Regions from separate parts of the Homo sapiens genome. Here region 1 is linked to region 2. A link is a contact called in ENCODE Hi-C or POLR2A ChIA-PET data. All regions are on one chromosome and are shown on one strand. The core of a region is the stretch at or near the end of the contact, and the rest is flanking DNA. Distances in the headings are between cores, read along the strand shown. Region 1 holds the start of NDUFV1-DT (NDUFV1 divergent transcript). Region 2 holds the start of ACTN3 (actinin alpha 3).

What was found. Hi-C counts contacts between places; a loop is a spot of excess contacts on that map. ChIA-PET counts read pairs that join two places held with the same protein, here RNA polymerase II (POLR2A). Pooled maps may share reads with other maps.
Region 1: a pooled map shows a loop between it and region 2 (4-fold over the local background). The contact joins the promoter of NDUFV1-DT here to the promoter of ACTN3 in region 2. A Hi-C loop is called at or near these places in 1 of 50 pooled maps. POLR2A ChIA-PET finds 5 or more read pairs at or near these places in 2 of 52 experiments (H1 and activated CD4-positive, alpha-beta T cell).

Annotation. Positions count from the first base shown.
Region 1 is chr11:67,603,252-67,607,955 of GRCh38, reverse strand. It overlaps NDUFV1-DT (NDUFV1 divergent transcript), which reads left to right and starts at 1,250. Exons shown (of 3, transcript NR_130935.1): 1 at 1,250-1,337; 2 at 1,945-2,063; 3 at 2,853-4,704. It overlaps NDUFV1 (NADH:ubiquinone oxidoreductase core subunit V1), which reads right to left and starts at 1,020. Exons shown (of 10, transcript NM_007103.4): 1 at 880-1,020. The coding sequence starts at 951. RefSeq lists enhancers at 942-1,071, 1,452-1,511, 2,411-3,096, 3,783-4,468.
Region 2 is chr11:66,544,923-66,549,788 of GRCh38, reverse strand. ACTN3 (actinin alpha 3) reads right to left here and starts at 2,886. Exons shown (of 21, transcript NM_001104.4): 1 at 2,705-2,886. The coding sequence starts at 2,851. It overlaps ZDHHC24 (zDHHC palmitoyltransferase 24), which reads left to right and starts at 3,741. Exons shown (of 3, transcript NM_207340.3): 1 at 3,741-4,066. The coding sequence starts at 3,786. RefSeq lists silencers at 277-571, 3,439-3,568, 3,749-3,988 and enhancers at 3,139-3,188, 3,259-3,318, 4,467-4,576.

The DNA.
Region 1 (4,704 bases), core at 1-2,500, 1.1 Mb before region 2:
CGCGCCCGGCCATTAGTAAGCATTTTGTTTAGCAGGTACTGGATGGAAGCATTTTACATCCAAAATCCCATTTCATCCTCATAAGAACTCTGATAGGAACGATTTTCTCTGTTTCACAGAGGAGAAAACTGAGGCTTGGAGCAAAAGGAGCTTATGGAAGGTCTCACAGTCAAAAGCAGCAGGTCCAATTTGAGCCCAGGTCTGTCGGTGGCCAAACCCACAGCTGCATCACGGCACCACACAGCCCCACAAGCCGAGTGTGGCAGCTTGGCCCTTTCCCGGCCTGGCTCCCCTGCTGGACCAAAACTTGGGTAGGCCAGGGGCCTTTTATATTCCTACCTCGGCCGAAGAGGCGAAATGTGTTTACTGATGGGAAAGAAATGCCTCCTTAACACACAGGTGATGGAGGGGCTCACTTAGGATGAAATGAGGAGCCCCACGACCCAGTGGAGAGCGCACCAGCTGAGGGCGACGGGATTCCCATCCTTTTAAGAGCACTTTTCAGCCACTTCAGGGCGCAGAGCAGTGGACGGGAAATCAGGAGGTGCGCATCCCTAAATGGGGCAATGACCCCTTCACGCCCTACAAGGCTGTGACAAGGAGAGAATGAAAGACTAGGGGTCTTCACAACCTGCAAAACTTCCGCCAGGCCGAGGACTGTAAAACAAGGGAAGCCAGCAAGTCAGAGGGTCAAGGGAGTCGGCCCCGCGTTGGGACCCGTTCCCCTACTTCAACCAGGCCGGAGCGGGGGCCTTCCCGCCTGGCCTGGGGAGAAGGGCTCTCCAGAGGCCACTACAGACCCCAGGGACTGCTCGTGCACGGGCGCGGCCGCGACACCCGGCCCCAAACACCCGTGGCCCCAGCCAGGCTGGGCCTCACCGTGTCGCCGCTGAAACGCACAGATACCCGCGCGGGAAGCGACCAGCCGAGCAGCCGCCGTGTTGCCAGCATCGCGGCGGGCCAGATGGGTCACCTCACGCTGTCACCTTCATAGCACTGAGGCTGAGGAACTGGCGCGATAGAGACGCTAGGTGGCGCGCAGGAAAGACGTCACGCGCCCGACGCCAGCGCCGCGCACCGGTATCGCTGCGCCCCTTCAACTTCGCCAGCGGCCCCGCCTCCTCGGGGGAGGACTGAGAGGCCAGTGCCTTGGCGCCGGGGCTTCTGGGAGATGTGGTCCCACCGGCCTGGGGTCCGCCTTCCTCCCTCCACCGGGCTGGCATTTAGCGGTGGCTGTCCCCACCGCTCGCTCTTTCGCTCCCTCCTTAGCTCGCCGGCTCCCAGCCTTTGATGCCACAAGTAAACAAACCTCGCATGTCGCCTTCTGCTGGGTCCTGGTGTGTTCCACTTTCTATAGATTCGGCGTTTAGTGTGCACCTGCGGTATGCATCGGTGTATCATGGGAGGAGTGAAAAGTCAGGCAGGTCATAGCCCGATCCTCATGACTACGTTGCAATTATTCTGCCCAGTGCGAGCCCTGCCAGACTGTGGGCTTCCCCACCCCGGGCGTCCGTGTGCTCGAGGAAGGATTGCAGACTCCAAGGCAGGGGGTTGTTCGCGGAGTTCTTCCCAGAGGGCCTGTCACGGAATCCTAGGCTGGGGTGAGGCAGAGAGGATGCAGATGGTCAGTGCACGGCACAAACTCTTGCTGGCGCCGCTGAGTTCTCTCAGCTCTTGTCAGGAGAGTCCAGCACTTTCTGCTTCTGCCCAAAATCCTGGCATGGTCCCTGCTGCTTTTGGAATCAGCCACTGGTCCAGGATTTAAGGGCTCTGCGACCCCGTCCTTCGCCAGGGTCATCACGCCCAGGCCACTGCTGTGAACCCCACCCCCGTCCCCCAAGACCCCTTTCTGCCGTCATTAGACTTTAGGGCGTTTGTGTGGCTGTCCCCCTCCCTCGGTTTTCCCCTGACCTGAGGAGGTCCCTCTGTCCTTTGCCTTCCCAGGAGGTCTTGGAAGCCTGATGAACTCGTCTTTTTCAGTTTCCTGGAACCCTCTGCTGTGGTCCTCGTGATAAGAGTGACCTTTTTGGCCTGCTCTCCCCAGCTCTTTTCCAGTCCTCATGGTGAGGAACCATCTCTGTTCTTTTGTGCTGTAATCATCCTTCCTGATCTCTCTAAAACGTGCTGTTTACAAAACTCCTTTGCAGCTATTTTCTCACATACCCCACAGCAGCCCCACAAGGTGTTCACTCCATTTTGTCCACGAAAAAACTGAGGCTCAGGGGGATTTTGTCCTTTGTCTGTGGGCATGAAGCTGCTGAGTGGTGGAGCTGGACTGGAATCTAGGCCTTTCTTCCTTTCCACAGTGCCCCGCACACAGCAAACCCACAGAACAACTGACACGCATGTGACAGTCACTGTGGACGTCAGTGACATTCCCAAGAGAGGCACCAAGAAATCTCTTCCCTGTCTGAGGTTTCCCAGACAGATAGAGTAGTATCAGGCCCAGAGCCCAGGAGTCCTGGCTGCCAGCCGCAGGCCCCCTCTCTTGGTCAGGGAAAGAGGTTGCCTAGGCAAAGCTGGGGATTACACAGCTAATCCGGGCTCAGACCTGAGTCCTCGGATCCCTCCCTTTGGGGCAGAAGAAGGGGGGCAGGTCAGAGCCAGCCCAGCGGGTGGATTCCTTCCTCATCTGTCTCTAACTGGGTCAAAGGAATACAGGCTGAGGGAGATGCAGGTTGGGGATGCTGGGGACAGGAGATGCTGGGCATGAGGGGGGATGGAAAACGGAGAGTGAGGGAAGGATCCTCTGTTCATTCAGTGCCAGGCTCTGGGCCAAGCACTTGCCATGTGTTACCTCCTTAATCCTCCAAAACTCCAGCCTCAGGAATGATGAGCCCTGTTTTCAGAAGCAGGGTATCAGCATTGCTGAGTGGCCTGCCCAGGATGACACAACTGCCAGAACTCGGCCTGAGGTCTCCTAACAACAAATCCCCCACTGGTCCCCACCCACTGGAGCACCTACTTGCCAGGCTTCTCAAGCGAAGAAGGAGATCCACTCTGATGTCATCTCCCAGGAGCCTTCTCTGCAGCATCTCAGGTCCTGGCTCTCACCTCCTCAGCACCCATCCCATCCTGTGTCACTCTGTATATCAGCCTCCCCAGCCAGCCTCCAGGCCACAAGCCAAGAGGTATCAAGGGCTCCTCCCTGTCCCACTGGCCCCACATCCACTGTGTCTATCTGGTCAACTTTACCTTCCAAACATTCCCTGCACAGTGATAGATGGCTGTGGCCCTGTCATCTCTCACCTGAAATTAACAATGTATCCTTGGGGCCTCCCACCCTCACATCTTGGCTCCTCCAGCCCCTTCTCTGCAAACATGGAACAGTGGGATTATTATAAATCTCAGACCCGTTTTGCCCCTTTCCTGCCTGAGAGTTTTTGTGGTTCCCCACTGCCCTCAGAACAAAGCTCAAGACCCTTTGGCCTGGCATTCAAGGTCCTTTGTGCTGCCACCTGTCAACCTCCCCAGTTCCAGCTCCTTTGGCTTTGCCCATACAAGCTGGATCTGCACCAGAGGATCTGTCTTCCTCCCAACTTGGCCCTAGTCCTCCTAGGAGCCCTTTGGACGTCACCTCCCCCAGGAAGCTTTCTGCAACCACCCTACAACCGTCCCTATAAACTTTATAAAACCAATTAGTGTGGGGAAAAGCAAGAGAGATCAGATTGTTACTGTGTCTGTGTAGAAAGAAGTAGACATAGGAGACTCCATTTTGTTATGTACTAAGAAAAATTCTTCTGCCTTGAGATTCTGTGACCTTACCCCCAACCCCGTGCTCTCTGAAACATGTGCTGTGTCAACTCAGAGTTGAATGGATTAAGGGCGGTGCAAGATGTGCTTTGTTAAACAGATGCTTGAAGGCAGCATGCTCGTTAAGAGTCATCACCACTCCCTAATCTCAAGTACCCAGGGACACAAAAACTGCGGAAGGCCGCAGGGACCTCTGCCTAGGAAAGCCAGGTATTGTCCAAGGTTTCTCCCCATGTGATAGTCTGAAATATGGCCTCGTGGGAAGGGAAAGACCTGACCGTCCCCCAGCCCGACACCCGTAAAGGGTCTGTGCTGAGGAGGATTAGTAAAAGAGGAAGGAATGCCTCTTGCAGTTGAGACAAGAGGAAGGCATCTGTCTCCTGCCTGTCCCTGGGCAATGGAATGTCTCGGTATAAAACCCGATTGTATGCTCCATCTACTGAGATAGGGAAAAACCGCCTTAGGGCTGGAGGTGGGACCTGCGGGCAGCAATACTGCTTTGTAAAGCATTGAGATGTTTATGTGTATGCATATCTAAAAGCACAGCACTTAATCCTTTACATTGTCTATGATGCAAAGACCTTTGTTCACGTGTTTGTCTGCTGACCCTCTTCCCACAATTGTCTTGTGACCCTGACACATCCCCCTCTTCGAGAAACACCCACAGATGATCAATAAATACTAAGGGAACTCAGAGGCTGGCGGGATCCTCCATATGCTGAACGCTGGTTCCCCGGGTCCCCTTATTTCTTTCTCTATACTTTGTCTCTGTGTCTTTTTCTTTTCCAAATCTCTCGTCCCACCTTACGAGAAACACCCACAGGTGTGTAGGGGCAACCCACCCCTACAAATTAGGGAAGAAGTAGGGGGAAAAGATGAAAATAAACCAAGCCTGCAGCATACTCAGTATTCATCATGAGGTCAGCTGCTCTCTGACCTGCTTCCTCATGG
Region 2 (4,866 bases), core at 1,637-4,136:
ATAGGCAGGTCTGGGTGGTGCCAAACATGACTCTTTTTTTTTTTTTTTTTTTTTTTGGAGACAGAGTTTCGCGCTTGTTGCCCAGACTGGAGTGCAATGGTGCGATCTCTACTCACTGCAACCTCTGCCTCCCTGGTTCAAGCGATTCTCCTGCCTCAGCCTCCCAAGTAGCTGGGATTACAGGCATGCGTCGCCACGCCCTGCTAATTTTGTATTTTTAGTAGAGATGGGGTTTCTCCATATTGGTCAGGCTGATCTTGAATTTACAACCTCAGGTGATCCGCCCCCCTCCGTCTCCCAAAGTGCTGGGATTACAGGCATGAGCCACCACTCCCAGCCCAAACAAGACTCTTAATGAGATGTGGTTCCTGCCCTAAGGGAGCTCACAGTCCATCCAAGAGTCATTTTGGTCTGAGAAGCGCTGTAAGAGGTTGCCGAGGAATTTATGGGAGGGACGCTGCGGATCAGGGTCCCCTCTTGGGGAAGGCGAGTATTTGATCAGAGCTGTGATGGGCAGGAATTATTCAGGAAGGGAAGGGCAGGCAAGGGCATTTCAGGCAGGGGCTGCCATGCAGGCAAGTGCTCGGTGGCTGTGAGAAACACTTGCTACATTTGTCAGACTACAAGGATCTGGGCACTGCTGGAATGGAGCTGGGATTGTTGGGGTATAAGTGGTGAGAGGCAGGCCGGAGGGGCAGCAGGAGCCAGGTCATGTGTGATCTTGGGTGCTAAGCTGGGGAGTTAAAATTTGATCCGGAGGGCAACAGAGAGTCAGGGAAGCCTCAGGCAGGAGGGAGGTGGGCAGAACTGTCCATGCTGGTTGCAGAGTGGAGATGAATGGCTTGGCGTGGCAGAAGGCAGAAGTGAGGACGCAGTCACTGGGATCAGGGCAAGAGAGGAAGGGTGTCAGTGTGGGGGACAAGGCAGGATTGGATGGATGAGACAGAAATGTTGGAATGTAAGCTCCCATGGCAGGGGCTTTATTTTGTCTGCTGCCGAATTCCAGCACCTGAAACAGCGCTGGCACATGGTAAGACATCAGGTGGGAGGAGGCAGCGTGCTGCTCCAAGACTGTGTGAAGGAAGCCCTTGGATGGAGGAGTCACTGGGGAGAAAGGGAGCATAGAGCAACAGGGAGGGGTCAGGGCTAAAGCTGAGCACAAGGATGTTTATTACCACCTTGCAATAAACAACGCTGGACAAGAAAGAAATGAGCCAAATGTCCAACTACAAGGGATGCTGATTGATTTTCAGATCCTCTATGCTGTGCCAGCCATTGAATGAGTAGATGATGAGATGGTGACTGCAAGTTGGGATGAACAGATGTTCCTGATAATTTGTTAGGTGACAAAGGCAAGTTACAGACTGGCACGTGTCATATGGGGGGCACGCAGACCTGGATCTCGGAGAGGCCCGGGTGGGTGGGGGTAGGGATAGGAGATGTTGCAGAACAGGTGGCAGCTGGAGCCAAGGACAGGGATGACACCACCGGGAAATTGCCAAACCTGGGACTGCAGCCGTGCTTGGAGACAGGTGCAGGGGGAGCCTAAGGGGAGGCCTGTCACCCGGGGCACCCCAGCCGAGTCAGCGGAGCCTCTCGGCCCTTGGGGTCATCTCCTGTCATCTAACCCAGCAGAAGTACTCTGATTCTAAATTCTGGGACTCTCAGGTCATTTAAATTCCACTGAGTACCCCAGTACCCTGCCCTCTCCTGGAGTCATACAGTGTTGGCACACGCTGAGCAGGGTCCAATGGCCTCATAGTGCCCTCCTGGTTACCCCTGGCCTGCCACTCTCCAAAGTATTCTCCCTCTGGCCTGGATCATTTTCCCTTTGGGAACCCAGGTGTCCTGCCCCCTCTACTTGGGAAAGTCTGGGAGTGAAAATAGCTCAGGGAGGGAGGGGCCCTGAGTGCCCAACGGGCTGGGCCTGGGTAGCAGCTGCCCCTGTGCCCCTCTTTGGCGCCCCCGAGGTGCTGCCTCAGCACTAAGTGTCCATCTGGCTGGAGAGTCAGGTTACAGCGTAAGGGGACCCAGGTCTCCCCTCCTCCCCGACCTATGGCCTTTTCAGCAGACTCAGGGCCCCATGCCTGGGGTATCTTGGGAAAGAATGGGGGTAGGGAAAAGGGTAAAGATCCTCAGGTTGCGGGGGTCCTGATGTCTGACAGTCTGTGATGTGGGGCCTGTCTGTGCTCTTTCTGGGCTTCAGTTTCTTCAATTGTTAAATGAGATACAGCGACTATGGACCCCACCCTGGAGACGAGGTGGGGTGGGGTCTGAGAGGACCCTTCTCACTACCCCCACACTCCCAAGTCCACTAGTTGCCTGACTGCAAGCCTTCAGGGTGGGGTCTGGGAATATTTAACTAGAAGAAGATTCTTCTTTCTGAACCCCCCCTAACTTGGATCTCCTGGGGTTTGCCCAGCCTGTTTTCAGCAGCAGAAGTGGGGCAGTGGGCCCAGGGGAATGAACCCTGGTGGGGGTGGGGAGCCCAGAAACTCTCTTGTCATTTTAAACCCCTCTTGAGGGCTCCCAGCCCTCTCCTCCAGCCCTGGGGACAGCAGGCAGCTGATGGGCAGAGCCTGGGCTGGGGATTAGCACTCTAGGTTAAAGACAAGCTCTGCCCCTGCACTGCTGAGATGCCCAGGACAAACAGCCCGGCCTCTCAGGCCTCGGTTTTGCTGTCAGGAAATGGGCGAGCACTCACTTTCCGCTGCTGCTTCTCCCAGGCCGGGTCCAGCAGCAGGTCGCGGTCCCAGTCCTCCTCCTGTTCCATGTACTCGCCGCCCCCGCCGCCGCCCGCAAAGCGCCCCTCCCCGGCCCCCAGACCCTCGGGCTGCATAACCATCATCATCTCGATCGGGCTCCTGGCTTCGCTCCGCTCGGCACGCTCTCGGACACCCGGGCCCCATTAAGTAGGGCCCAGCCCAGCCCCAGATCGAATTCGCACTAAATATGGGGGAGGAGGGAGGGGCCGGATGGGGGTGAAGGAGCTCGGGTTGGACCTGGCAAGGGGTTGTCCTGAAGCCGGGAACTGCGGGACTCGGGGGCGCCGGGGTGGATCTCGCGGCGGAGATCCTGGGTTTGCATTCCTGCTCCGCTGCTGGGGCGCTGTGTGACCTTGAGAAATCCACGGGACCTCTCTGAGTCTGTTTACTCCTCTCCACAATAGAAAGGCCGATAATAATAGTGGCCGCGGGCCGCTCTAGAGGCTGCCCTCTGGAGCTCCTCGTGAGCCTCTTCCAGCACCTCGCTGGTGGGACACAGAGCCCTATCCCCATTTCACAGTCAGGAACACAGAGGCGCCGAGCTGTTTTGCATGTTTTCTGGGGTGATGGAGACACCCGGGCATGGGGAACGGCTCTGAGCCAGCTGGATGGGCTGCGGCAGGGCTATTAATATCGGGGCGGCTGTGGGGAGTAGGGGAGAATGTGCTGAGCCGGGAAACCCCGACACCACCCCGGCTGCAACTCAATCCCCCGGGCACTCCTGGCCCCCGCGCCAGCGGGCGGGGCTCCGACGGGATGGGAGGAGCCTCCAGGGTGGGCGGGTCAATCACTCCGCGGCGTTATCCGGGCTCCAGCGCCGCGGGATTCCGAGCGCCTCCACTGCTGGTCCGTTGGCCAGATCAACTCGCCGCGTGGGCCGGCCGTTCCCTGAGAGTCTGAGCGCTCGCCGCACCCCCTTCCGAGCTTCTATTGGCCGTAGCAGACGTCCGTCTGCCGCTATCTCCGCCCCAATACGGAAGCGGCCTAGTCCTCCGGCTCCGACAGCTGGGTGTCCAGGCCATGGGGCAGCCCTGGGCGGCTGGGAGCACGGACGGGGCGCCCGCGCAGCTGCCTCTCGTGCTCACCGCGCTGTGGGCCGCGGCCGTGGGCCTGGAGCTGGCTTACGTGCTGGTGCTCGGTCCCGGGCCGCCGCCGCTGGGACCCCTGGCCCGGGCCTTGCAGCTGGCGCTGGCCGCCTTCCAGCTGCTCAACCTGCTGGGCAACGTGGGGCTCTTCCTGCGCTCGGATCCCAGCATCCGTGGCGTGATGCTGGCCGGCCGCGGTCTGGGCCAGGGCTGGGCGTGAGTGGGGTGCGGGATCGGGCGGGGAGAAGTGGGAGCCTTGGACAGGGGGGAGGGGCCCCAAGACCTGAGATGTTAGAACCGGGTTACATTAGGATCCAGGTTGTTAGAATCAGACATTTTTTTAGAACCTGGGATGGAAGAGCTAGAATTGAGTGTTATTTATTTACTCGCAAATACTTATTGGGAGCCTACTAGGTGCAAGGTTTTGTTACAGGGACGAAGGGTACAATAGAACAAATTCCTGATTTGAGGGGGGTGCAGATGAGAAACTAGAGGAATAATAAGCAAATCATATAGAATGCTAGAAGGTGATAGTAGTTTGGAAACAAGAAGTAGAGCAGGGTAAAGGGGTTGCAAGTTTCAATATTAAATAGGTGGTTAGGCCGGGTGCGTTGGCTCACATCTGTAATCCCAGCACTTTGGGAGGCCGAGGCCGGCGGATCACTTAAGGTCAGAAGTTTACCAGCCTAGCCAACGTGGTGAAACCCCGTCTCTACTAAAAATATAAAAAAATTAGTCGGGCATGGCGGCACGTGCCTGTAATCTCAGCTACTGGGGAGGCTGAGGCAAGAGAATTGTTTGAACCTGGGAGGCGGAGGTTGCAGTGAGCCGAGATCGAGCCACTGCACTCCAGCCTGGGTGACAGAGCAAGACTCCCTCCGTCTCAAATAAATAAATACATAAATAAACAGGTGGTAAATTCTCATCACAAAAATATGAGTGTTTGAGGTAATGGCTATCCTAATTAGCTTGATTTATTCCAAGCTGTACTGATAAATCATAACATCACTTGGTAT